2 separate regions of the Homo sapiens genome follow, and region 2 is linked to region 1. A link is a contact called in ENCODE Hi-C or POLR2A ChIA-PET data. All regions are on one chromosome and are shown on one strand. Each heading gives the region's core, a stretch centred on a gene start or an enhancer-like site at or near the end of the contact. The rest is flanking DNA. Distances are from core to core; before and after follow the strand shown.

The links. A loop is a pair of places that touch in the nucleus more often than their neighbours do. ChIA-PET counts read pairs that join two places held with the same protein, here RNA polymerase II (POLR2A). Pooled maps may share reads with other maps.
Region 2: a loop to region 1 is called in a pooled map, with 2.6 times the contacts of the local background. The contact joins two enhancer-like sites. A Hi-C loop is called at or near these places in 1 of 37 single-sample maps with no recorded cell type and 4 of 50 pooled maps. POLR2A ChIA-PET finds 5 or more read pairs at or near these places in 2 of 52 experiments (OCI-LY7 and WTC11).

The regions. Positions count from the first base shown.
Region 1 is chr3:119,398,202-119,403,771 of GRCh38, reverse strand. It overlaps ARHGAP31 (Rho GTPase activating protein 31), which reads right to left. Exons shown (of 12, transcript NM_020754.4): 9 at 4,511-4,573; 10 at 1,375-1,950. It overlaps LOC124906273 (a long non-coding RNA gene), which reads left to right. Exons shown (of 2, transcript XR_007096027.1): 2 at 1,175-5,570. Among named protein-coding and RNA genes, the nearest start is that of TMEM39A, 63 kb to the left of the region's middle. Within about 2 kb of position 2,156, at least 2 of the 41 ENCODE cell types and tissues checked have a DNase peak (open chromatin) inside an H3K27ac peak, as active enhancers do.
Region 2 is chr3:119,624,793-119,630,362 of GRCh38, reverse strand. It overlaps PLA1A (phospholipase A1 member A), which reads right to left. Exons shown (of 11, transcript NM_015900.4): 9 at 5,131-5,239; 10 at 1,498-1,662; 11 at 552-979. The coding sequence ends at 895. Among named protein-coding and RNA genes, the nearest start is that of PLA1A, 30 kb to the right of the region's middle. Within about 2 kb of position 2,767, at least 15 of the 41 ENCODE cell types and tissues checked have a DNase peak (open chromatin) inside an H3K27ac peak, as active enhancers do.

The DNA.
Region 1 (5,570 bases), core at 907-3,406:
AGAATGCCCTTTCTCTTCTTTTCTGCATGGAGAAACCCTACCCATTTATGAAGGCTCAGTCCAAATGTCACCTCTTCTAAATCTTCCTGGAATCCTCCTGAGAGGACTGTCTCTCCTTCATGCCCTTGCCATCTGTTAGGAACACCTCTTTCATGATGCTTTGGGTACCTAACCCCTCCCTAATTCCAAAAATCCTGAGGAGGCTCTTATGCTGCTTCCATAGGCTGACCCTGTGCTGAACTTCAGTGCAGAGTTTCAATTTCCCTTCTTAGTTTTTGAGCTCACTGTGGGGAAGGGATCATGTCTTAACAATCTTTTAACTCCACAGCCCATAGTGAACACAGGAGGGAGCGTGGTATAGTGTTACAAGCATGGATTTTTTTAAAGTCTGGATTAAAATCCTGGTGTTTCCACTTCCTTGCTATGAGTGATTCAGCAAATAAACCATTCCTCTTTAAGGAAATGGGGATAATAGTGACTATCTATATCATAGGATAGAGGGGAGAAATGAGATAATATTTGCAGGACACTTAGGAGAGTGCCTGACAACCTAATAGGTGCTGAAAATGACTAATATTAACGGAAAAGAAACATTCCTAAATCACAATAAACATTTGTTGGTTTGATTGTCAGCCACCCTTTCCTTTGGGGTTCTCCCTGCTTCCATTTTATGTGGCCCATGTTTGCTTGTTAATTAAAGAAACTCTCTTCACTCCAGACACACCCAGAGACTCAAGTCTGGCCAATCTCAGAACCCAATTAGCTGGAAACAGTGATTGGTCCAAGGCTGGGCATGGGACTCAGGCAGATCCAATCAGAATCCTTCCTGCATTTGATATCAGAAAATTGGGAGAGGGATGCTCTTTCTCGTTGCTAGGGTTGCTAGCCATGTTGTCTGCAAATATAAAGTAGAAATAAGGATGGGTGGATGGAAAGAGAAGGAGACTGGAAGAACTGAATCCCCAATTCCAGCTCTGCAGCTCTGCATTCCATTCTGTGAGTTTTTCTCCTGCCTTCTCACTCTGTGAGCAAATAAAATAATAATAGGTAATATTTATTATATACTTATTGTATGTAGACACTGTTCTGAGAGCTTCATATGTATTAAATAATTTAATATTTACAACAAACTTATGAAAAAGGTATTATTAACATAATTATTCCCATTTTACAGATTAAGAAACCGAGGCACAGAGTGGTTACATTAACCTGCTGAAGATCACGCAGTAAAATGGCAGAGCGTGGATTTGTACCCAATCGGGCTCTAGAGCCCACAGGCTTAACCACCGCACTATATTGCCTTGCAAACTCAAGCAAATTTAAGTCTGGTTTTTCTCTCTTGCAACGGAAAGATACCCTCTCTCCTCTACTTACCTGCAGAAGTCTCAGCTCCCAGCGGTTTCTCTTCTTCTGGCCAGCCTCCGCTCTCTGATCCATGAAAAGAAAACTCTTCCAGGCTGGAAAGAGACTGCAGCTCCTTCGGGGGTGTTCTGCACGGCGTGCTGTTGGTGCTGATGACTGCGGACACGCGGAGCGGCACAGATACCGCAAAGGGCTCGGAGATGTTCAGCGCCTTGCGCTGGTTACGCGGCGAGGGCTCCATCTGGAAGAGGCTGCTGGTGAAGACGGATTTGCTAGGGCTGTCGTTCGAAGTGTAGAACATACCCAACATCTTTGGGGCTGTTTGCTCGCTCTCCGGATCCTCAACAGGCCGGAAAACCTTCAGCTGTTCCGGTGGGGGCCGGGCCTGAGCGCCCTGGAGATGGCTGCGATCACTGCTCACATCAAAGCCACCCTCAGCCCCGGGAGGCATCCCCTCCTGGCCCCATTCGCCCTCCTGCTTGGTGAGGTCACATGAGCTGCCGGTGCCGGTGGAGTGCATCTTTGTTGCTGGAATGAAAAATCCACCGGTGGTAACTGTTCGATTGAAATTTCCCTTGGTTTCTTTTCCTAGTAAAAAGGAACAAGTGTATGGTCAGCAGCCGGGGCACACATACAATAGCAGGCCTTCCAGTAAGGGCAGGCACACGACATTTGAATACTAGAGAGGCACAGCATTCTAACAGGGGCATAACCGCCCAGATAAAGACAGGTAACATCTGGATGACAAAAGAGAAAGCACTTCCTCATATGCACAGAATTTCAGCATGATGCTTTGGTAGGTTCATTTGCTGTTGTGCCATACAGATCACTTTTAAACTTTGCAGGTAGAGCAGTTTTCAAAAAAAGATTACTGCTAAAGTTGCTAAACAGAGCCATCATCTACTAGGCATTAAATGTAGACCATGAAAAAATAAAGAGACAGATGGGAGGCGGTAGGATGATGTTTGCTCAAAATGAAGAAGACAAAAAGGAAAAATAAACAGAATCTTGTCTTATTTTAGAACTTTAAAACTTTTTGTTTTAAGTTTTCTCTGGCAGATGGACCCAGACAGGGGGGTTTGATTTCCCAGCAAGGAAACAAATGCTATTAACAACTAGACCTTCCCCACCTTTTCTCAGGCTTCTTCCTGTTGATTCAGAGGATGAGAAACTAGAAATGTAAATTAACTAACTGTTAGAAAGCACAGTTGTGAGGAGTGAATTTTTTTTTTTTTTTTTGAGATGGAGTACAGCTCTGTCGCCCAGGCTGGAGTGCAGTGTCGTGATCTCGGCTCACTGCAACCTCCACCTCCCGGGTTGAAGTGATTCTCCTGCCTCAACCTCCTGAGTAGCTGGGATTACAGGCACCTGCCACCGCGCCCGGCTAATTTTTGTATTTTTAGTAGAGAGGAGATCTCACCATGTTGGCCAGGCTGGTCTTGAACTCCTGACCTCAGGTGATCTGCCTGCCTCGGCCTCCCAAAGTGCTGGGATGACAGGCATGAGCCACTATGCCCAGACCAAGTTCTTGACTTAGAAATAAAGGCAAGGAAGAGAAAAGCCTACGTGGGAAGTAAATAAGCTTGGAGATGATACGCGAGTTGCCAGGAATCTAGAAAATAATTTCTAACTTGGTACTAAGCACTAAACTGGGCATCTTACATAACTGTATGCTTAAAATTCTTATGACCACCCTGTAAGGAAGTGTAATGATCTTTAACACATGAGGACATCGAGACTCAGCAGTTAGATGACCTAATACTCACATGCCATGTATATAAAAACCTATATGTTGAAATATTAACTCCTGCAAAACTGGGCAATAACTGCCAAGAAGTTTCCAAACCAAAGCAAATAGATGAATATAAAAGTAAGAAAATGCTGAAAGTATCGAGTTAACTTAAGAAGATCTCACTGAGTGTTATACAGGTTTAGAATTATTATTATTTTTTTTTTGAGACAGGCTGGAGTGCAGTGGCGCAATCTCAGCTCACTGCAATCTCTGCCTCCTGGGTTCAAACGATTCTCGTGCCTCAGCCTCTGCCTCCTGGGTTTAAGTGATTCTTGTGCCTCGGCTTCCTGAGTAGCTGGAATTATAGGCATGCACCACCACGCCTGGCTAATTTCTTGTATTTTTTTTAGTACAGAGAGGATTTCACCATGTTGGCCAGGCTGGTCTCGAACTCCTGGCCTCAAGTGATCCACCTGCCTCAGCCTCCCAAAGTGCTGGGATTACAGGCATGAGCCACCACACCCGGCCCGGGTTTAGAATTATTTTTAAAATGTTGTTCTAAAGATTTTCTGTATTGTTTTGGTCTGACCCATTTTTGAAAGAGAAAAATGTCTTGTATTAAAGGGGCTGGAAAGTCATGGGATAAGTATAGGGGAGTTTTAACAGTCTGTTGCCAGACAAGTCCTTTGCCTTGTAATTTGTAATGGTGCTTGTTGGTTACTTAACAGAAATAGAAGAGAGAGATACAGGCAAGTCAGCCCTGAAGGATACAGCTGTGAGAACAAATGTTATGTGTTATTTTGGTGGTCGGTGTTACCTCATGTGCAACTGTATACACGTCTACTCCAACAAAGGATATTGTGGTTTGCACATGGCTGATACATAGCTGGTGCCTAATTAATGTTTAATGATACATAATAAATGAATGAATAAATAGATACATGAATGAACCTACCAACTGAAAATCATGACTTGACACAAAAACTAGGAAGCGAAAGCATATGGAAACAGCCAAGTTCAAGATACATAGGCCTCTAGGCATAAAACCATAGGGCATAAACCAATGCTTGGCTCTTTCTTTCTGCCCAAAGGGGAAGACTCTTCTGCCTTAGGTTTCAGGTGTTGACCTTTTACCTGGTTCAGGTTTGAATGAAAAGTAGCCATGGACTTCAGCTGTGGCTAGAGGAAGGATGGGCAAAGAGGATGGCTCTTTAGGCCTAGCCCTGGAGTAAGGTAGGGGAGGTTATGGGGCTATGTGAACCCCTTGAGTTAGGGTAGGGTCAGTGAGGGATTTGGGACTAGGTAGTTGTGTGTGACTGTGACTATAGAGAAGCAGGCATGACAGCTTATAAAGGCAAGTGAGCTCCAGCCTCCTAGTTGTAATCTCCAACTCAGAAACTACTTGTAAAATCTTACCTTCCACAGGCACTGAACATAGTGAGTCCATGCTTTTAGCTGGTCGGATAGTAGCCTTTTCCACTAAAGACAAAAGAAAAAATATCCTTGATGAATGCATATTAACAGAAAGCATTCAGAAAAATAGGTCAGGCTGTTTAAGTACCCAAGACAAAATTCTTTAGGAAAGTTTTTCAAGTATAATTGATCCCCTTGGAAACATTCCTCTACTCCACCCTAGATGTTCCTACTTTCTTAATGCGACAGACCTAATAAACTCAGGGCAGTTATAGATCAAAGTTTTATTAATATTTTACAATAAAGGTAAATTGCAATTTTGTCAAATAGCTCATAGCAAATGAGGACTCCTGAGCTCAATTTTACTTTACAAAAAGTATTCAAGGATGAATCCAGGGGTAGAATCCATGAGGCTCCAGGGCATTCTTCGTATTCAGCAGGCCAGAGACCAGAGAGCTGAGACCACATCTCAGCTACTGCAAATTTGGTACAGCAGGTGAGAGGGCCCAAGGGAATTGGAGTTAGGTTTCTGCTGGATGCAGCTCTGTTCCTTGAGGCCTGCAGGCTGGGTGCTCCCCAGTGATCTCACCCATTAGCTTCACCCTGAACAGATTCCAGTAAAACCTTTTTTGCACACTTACTCTGTGACTGGGTATGCACCATGCATCTTTGTAAGCCACCTTAGCAGCTTTTTGGAAGAGTGTGGTTTAAATGAGTAAAAATTTATTCCAGGCATAGCATTACATAGATGCATTCACAAACACCATCTCTTTTCAGGGAACAGAACTGGCTGAAAGGTAGTTCCTTCTAGGTCGAGCTTGTCAGGAGGGGAAAGAGGGCACTTGGAAGCAGGAGGCCCAGGACTAGTAGCCCTTAAGGTAACTCTGAATTCAGAAACATCTGGGTTTGAATTCCAGCTCTGCCGCTTTTGGGCTGTGTGACCTCAGACAAGCAGCTAAACATTTTTTTAAATTTATTTTTATTTATTTATTTTTTTAAGACAGGGTCTTATTCTGTTGCCCAGGCTGGAGTGTGGTAGAGTGATCATAAGCTCACTACAGCC
Region 2 (5,570 bases), core at 1,518-4,017, 230 kb before region 1:
TCCCTCCCTGCGGGGTTGCTGCTGGCTGGCTGTGTCCCTGCACTGCAGGTCTGCAGCCTTCTGGTGCTTCCCCTCCTTCTCTGGCCTCTTCACAGGTAGGGTAGTAGCAGCTTCTACTGCCAGTAGCTTCAGGGAACTGCATTATCCCTGTGGTTGCCCCACAAAAGACTATGGCAAATTGTCCTTTTCTTAAATTCTCCTCAAATAACCCAGATTGAGCGCACCATCTGTTTTTTGCTGGGCTGCGGCTGATACAAGGTTATTTACAAAGATCAAAGTTTGGGAAACACTAACCCAGAGGAAATCTACCTGTATTCCCCAAGATCTCTCTGATCCCTCAAACCTTCCAGATATCCAGAGGAGGTAATGGTAAGGGTTGGTAAATGGTGCCATCTTCCTCCCTACCCTTCATCCCCTCTCTTTTTCCAAGTACTTCTTTTAGTTGCTATTTTAATACCGATAATGCAATACTGTTTTCTCCAATCCCACAGAGTATAAATCTCAACTTTTTGTAGGTAACAGAATTCCATTCAAGTAAAACAATTAAATGATTCAGATACTCCATGAAGTTTTATTTTTAAAAAATTGTTTACCCTGTACATGTTTCTATTGAATCCTAAGTACGAATGCCCAAGGAGATAAAGCAAGTGCAGTTAAGTATGCATGGGAAAGCTAAAATGGGTATGTACATAAGATCGGCAAAGGAAACCAAGTTCTGTAAAATGAGTTCTCCCTCCCCTCCAGGGTAGCTGATTATGAGGAAAATAAGAAAGAGCTTTGCTTTTCTCCTTAGTAGTAATGGTCTACAATAAGCTGCACACACACATCCCTCATCACACCTCTCTCTCAAAAAAAAAAAAAAAATGCAGGGAGATGTGTCCTGCCCAGGTTAAACTACACACAGGCTATCTTCAGGTCACAGGAAACAGTCACACTTGCTTGTAAGTTCACTGGTTCAGGTAAGCAGACCATCTTTTCTCTGGAAGAGAAGAGCAATAAGAGAGCAGTGGCTGGTGAGGAGACAGGGCTTGGCATTGTGTGGCTTTTGAATTCCCATGATGTCTGGTGAAAGAAATCTGCAATCACCTACAATTAAGAGCCAGTTCCTGTGGTCCAAGTGCCCAGGGGTGGTAAGGTTAATGACATAAATGCCTTTAGAGGAAGGGAAAGGGGATGTGGATTCTGGATCCACACCCATGAATGTGACCCATGACACAGTTGGAGTGGAGGCCACAGAGGAGAAAATATGCAATGAGAAAACTTTGTTCTAATAAAATCTTACATAGAAACCAAATATGCAGAACAAATACAGTGGAATTTCCCCAACCCAAGATGGTCCCACAGGAGGTTCTGGAAAACACCGGGTGTCTGTCATCTCTGCTTCTAAGATGATAATCACTATGATGAGATTGAACCTCAATAGGCAGCACATCTAATGCCAAGACTGGTCTTTGATGTGTGAGTGCATCTGGTGCAGAGGTGAATACTGGGGCTTACCTGTCATTGACAGGCAAAAGGGCAGTGCAGAACTTCCCAATAATGGTAGTCCGGTCTTTTTTCCAAACTCGGTTGGAAGACTGAAACTTGAATTTCACTTGGTTTATCTGGCATTGTGGGGTGGCATGGGCTATGATTCCTTTCCCATAGCGTTGCTGCTTAGGTCTGCAAGAAAAGGGTAAAGGGAAAGTAAATGACTGTAGCCCTTACCACCTGTACTTCCCCTTTGGCTCCGATCGGGCTCTGCTGGTGGCACTGGTTGGCTGTCATGCACCAAGGGGTTAGCTCCTTACCACAGTCCTTTGTGTCACCTTCACCAGCCCCTCTGCCCACACCTACAGCTTTGAATATGACCAAGAAAGTAGTTGTTGATTTTTTAGAATAAACAAGTGGACACTGCAACAAAATAGTAGCTCCTGGATTTTCATATCTGGAAAAACTGTTCCTCGTTCTTGGATTCCTAGCTGGAGGAGATCTTCACCTTCAGATCTAATTACCCAGAAGTAGAAACCCTCTTTTAGGACATTCCTTTTCAAAGAATTCTGTGTAAGGACTTTTCTGTTTTAGGCTAAGTATGAATGTGTGGGTGGAAACAGCAACAAGAAAACATCATGAAGCGCAGACAGAGTTGGGTGGAACCCAGGTTTGTCTTCCCAGCTGTATGGCTTTGGACAAGTTACCTAAGCTGGCAAGGTGGCTGTGGAGTCACATAGCAACTAGGTGTAAGTTCCAGCTTCCCTACATGCTGCTATGAACTTGAACCGTAGGGTTTGGTTCATACTGACTTCAGCTGAGGAGACTCAGAGTGAAAATGGCATCCAGTTCTGTCTTAACCCAGCCTCTTGGCTTTGCCCCCCCAGATTCCCTTTATGTTTAAAGATTCAGGCACCACTTTGGACTGAGACAAAGATGAGGGAGGAGTATGAAGTGATCAACCTAGCAGGGTGCTTCCAAAAGGGCTGTGGTACCCCCTAGGTACTAGGTACTGGAGACAAAAGCAAAAAATCGTGAGATTCAATGAGGAAAGTCTTCACGCTGAGTGCAAGGCACAGCCCAGCCAGCAGATCCTGAGGGTGGTGAGTGGGGGATCAAGGAGGGCGCCCAGCAGAGCTGCACCACCCAGCTAGGGAAGGAATTTGACTTGTGGGGCCCTTTGTGATCCTCCCTGGAATCCAAGTGGGACTCTGAAAAAGAGGAAAGAAGGAGGGCGCTGCGTTCCTCTCGGCGGGGGCAGGGGTGGTGTGGGGAACCACCCTTGCCAACTGGGTTTCCTGTTCCTTTCTGGCCTTCGCAGAGTGGTGATAGGGCCTCTTTGTGTTCTTTTTAGTCCAGTGTTAGTCATATCACTTGTTTTTTCCTTCTGAGGGAAGATCATGTATAATTTTGTTTAAAAACCATTCCCTCTTTTTTTAAATTCACAAGTCTTTTGAAATATTACAGAGGGAATAAATAAGATTGTTTCCTTTAAGCTTAGACTGAAGAGTTTGTAAAATACAAGGAATATGAAAAATCTTTTAAGTGAGTGGTTTGGGGAGTTGGCCCAGGTTAATTCTCCAATTAGAAGGAAATCTTAGCGTCGCATAAAGCTATAGAAATTTGGAAAAAGACCACACATAACCTCCCCGTTTTTCCCCCAATTTCTGATCTGCAAGAAGTGAATCATGTTCTGGTGCCTTCTTCAAAAGAGTTATGTGAACCTCTTCATGGAGGAGGAAGCGCTAATCTGTGGATGTTGACTGGAATTACTCGGGGAGCTTTTAAAATGTAGCTGTGGAGCCTATGCCCAGAGACCCTGATGTGATTGGTCTGGGTTGGGGGGCTTGGCGTCAGTATTTTTTAAAGCTCTCCAGGTGATTCTAACGTGCAGTCAGGGTTGTGGGTCATTTTCATGACTCCTGCCAGTGTTGCTGGACCTACCAATGGGCTAGAAGATGATGAAAACACCCTTCTAGAAGTAGCACAACCTTGAGCGGGTCTAATGAAAGGTACTTGGCTTACTGATATCCAGCCACAATCTGCAAGGCTCTGTGGGCACCTGCAGGCCTGTGCTGGAATCCTGATGGCTGTACCTAGCTGTGTGACTTTGGGTGAGCCAGAAGGAACACCAGCTAGTGGCCACGGTTTTGGGAGTGAAATGCACTCCTTCCAGCAGAAACTTGTAGTGCCTCACAGCAGAGTTCATGTCCAACATCCCAACCCGAGAAATATCTCCAAACTCACATCTGATCTCATCACTGTCCTGTTTAAAACTCCCAGTGGCTCTCCAAACTACTCTCAGGATAAAAACCTGTCCTTCAAGGCCTGGCAGGGTCTGGCTCTGACTTGCCTCTCCAGCCTCACAGCATCCCCACAACCCCAAATCTGTGCTCCAGACACACCAGAGGTGTCACATTCTCTCTAAGCCTGGCCTGGGTAGCTCCTGGAAAGCCTGCTCATCATTTCCTTGGACTCAGTCAGACTCTGTCTTCTATGCTGTCACTCTCAGGGCATTGCTCACTCATTTAAGTGTGTGTGCACTGGTCATTTCCCTGTTTGCTCTGGACTGATCTATTCCCCTGCAGGTTCCCCCACCAACAGGTTCCAGTGAGGTCTAACCCAGTGGAAGCATGCTCAGGTGGGTGGCTGCTTTGGGCAGGGGTTCCAGAGGGGCCGCACTTCCCATGGGTTCAGCTCCTGCCAAGCAGCCTTCCCTGTGGACCCAGCTTTGCCAACTCCACTCCTGCTTTGTCCCTCTAGCCTAGGGTTGTATTGGCTCCTGTTGTGATTAATCTCTGCATTGTGTCCCCATCTCTGTTTTCCAGCTCATCCAACACACTTGTAATGAGTTCACTGTGCTAAATTCCTTCTCTTGGACCTCCTCTGTTTTCCTGACCGGACTCTCACTGAGACAGTGACATTATCTGACAATCTGTCTCCCGCTGGCTTGTGAATAACTAACCGGTTGCTTTTTAAAGAAGCATGCACCATGGCTGCTGACTTCCTATCCCCTGCAGGCTGTGGCTCCCTACAGTTGGGGTTCCTTGCCCTCTCACTTCAAGCGTAGTCCCACCAGCCCCCAAGCCCAAGTCTGCCCCAACAAAGGAAGGGAATGACTACCCCCAGTTTCAGGAATCACCCAGCACCAAGCCCTCCTGGCCGCTAGTCTGGCCCTCAGCTCGCACTCCGTTGCTGACTGACCCTGTGCCTCAGATTCCATTCTGGTAACTGACCCAGAACTGCTCTCCTTTCCCAGGAGTGGGTGCTCTCCAGGCTCTGGCTAGCCCTTCCTGGGCTGGTGACTGAGGCCCTCCTCCCTACTGACATCCCTGATACCCGCACTGTCTGGATTCCAGAGTACTGTTTCCTCTCAGGGACCTGATTCCTATGTCCTCTCCATCTGTTGGGACATGCCATCCCTGCTGCCTGCTTGCCCTGCCTACTCTCATCTGAATCTGCTATACTTGGACCCACTACTGAACAGCTCCTCAGCATGTGTCTGTGGCTGGATCTATAGTAGGTGCTGCCCCCAGCCAAGCCGGCTGGGCCCATGCATCAGCAATCACACAGTCCCTGACCTGGGATGTCCATGTGTGTAAAATGAAAAAGTAACCAACTCCTAAGGGGAGGAGTCAACCAGGTGGGACACTTACGTACATGGTGATCTTAGATGAAGAGGTGATGTTACTGCTAAGGAAGGTAACCTCGATGTTGGTGTCCTTGTTTCTCAGTTCCTTCAAGTGAAACTCCACGAGGCTGTGATGCACTAGGAAACCAAAGCACAACAGAGACTGGCCAGAGGGCAGAAGGTGCAATGGGCAAAAACCCCAGAGAGCAGCAGTGTGGTTGGGAATCTTGGCTCTATCTCTTAGTGGCTGTGTGCCCAGGAGCAGATCACCTATAATCTCAGGTCCTCAGTTTCCTCAAGTGCAAATTGAGGATAATAAAAATAGACACTTGGCTGGGCGCAGTGGTTCACGCCTGTAATCCCAGCACTTTGGGAGGCCGAGGCGAGTGGATCACCTGAGGTCAGGAGTTTGAGACCAGTCTGACCAACATGGTGAAACCCCATCTCTACTAAAAATATAAAAATTAGC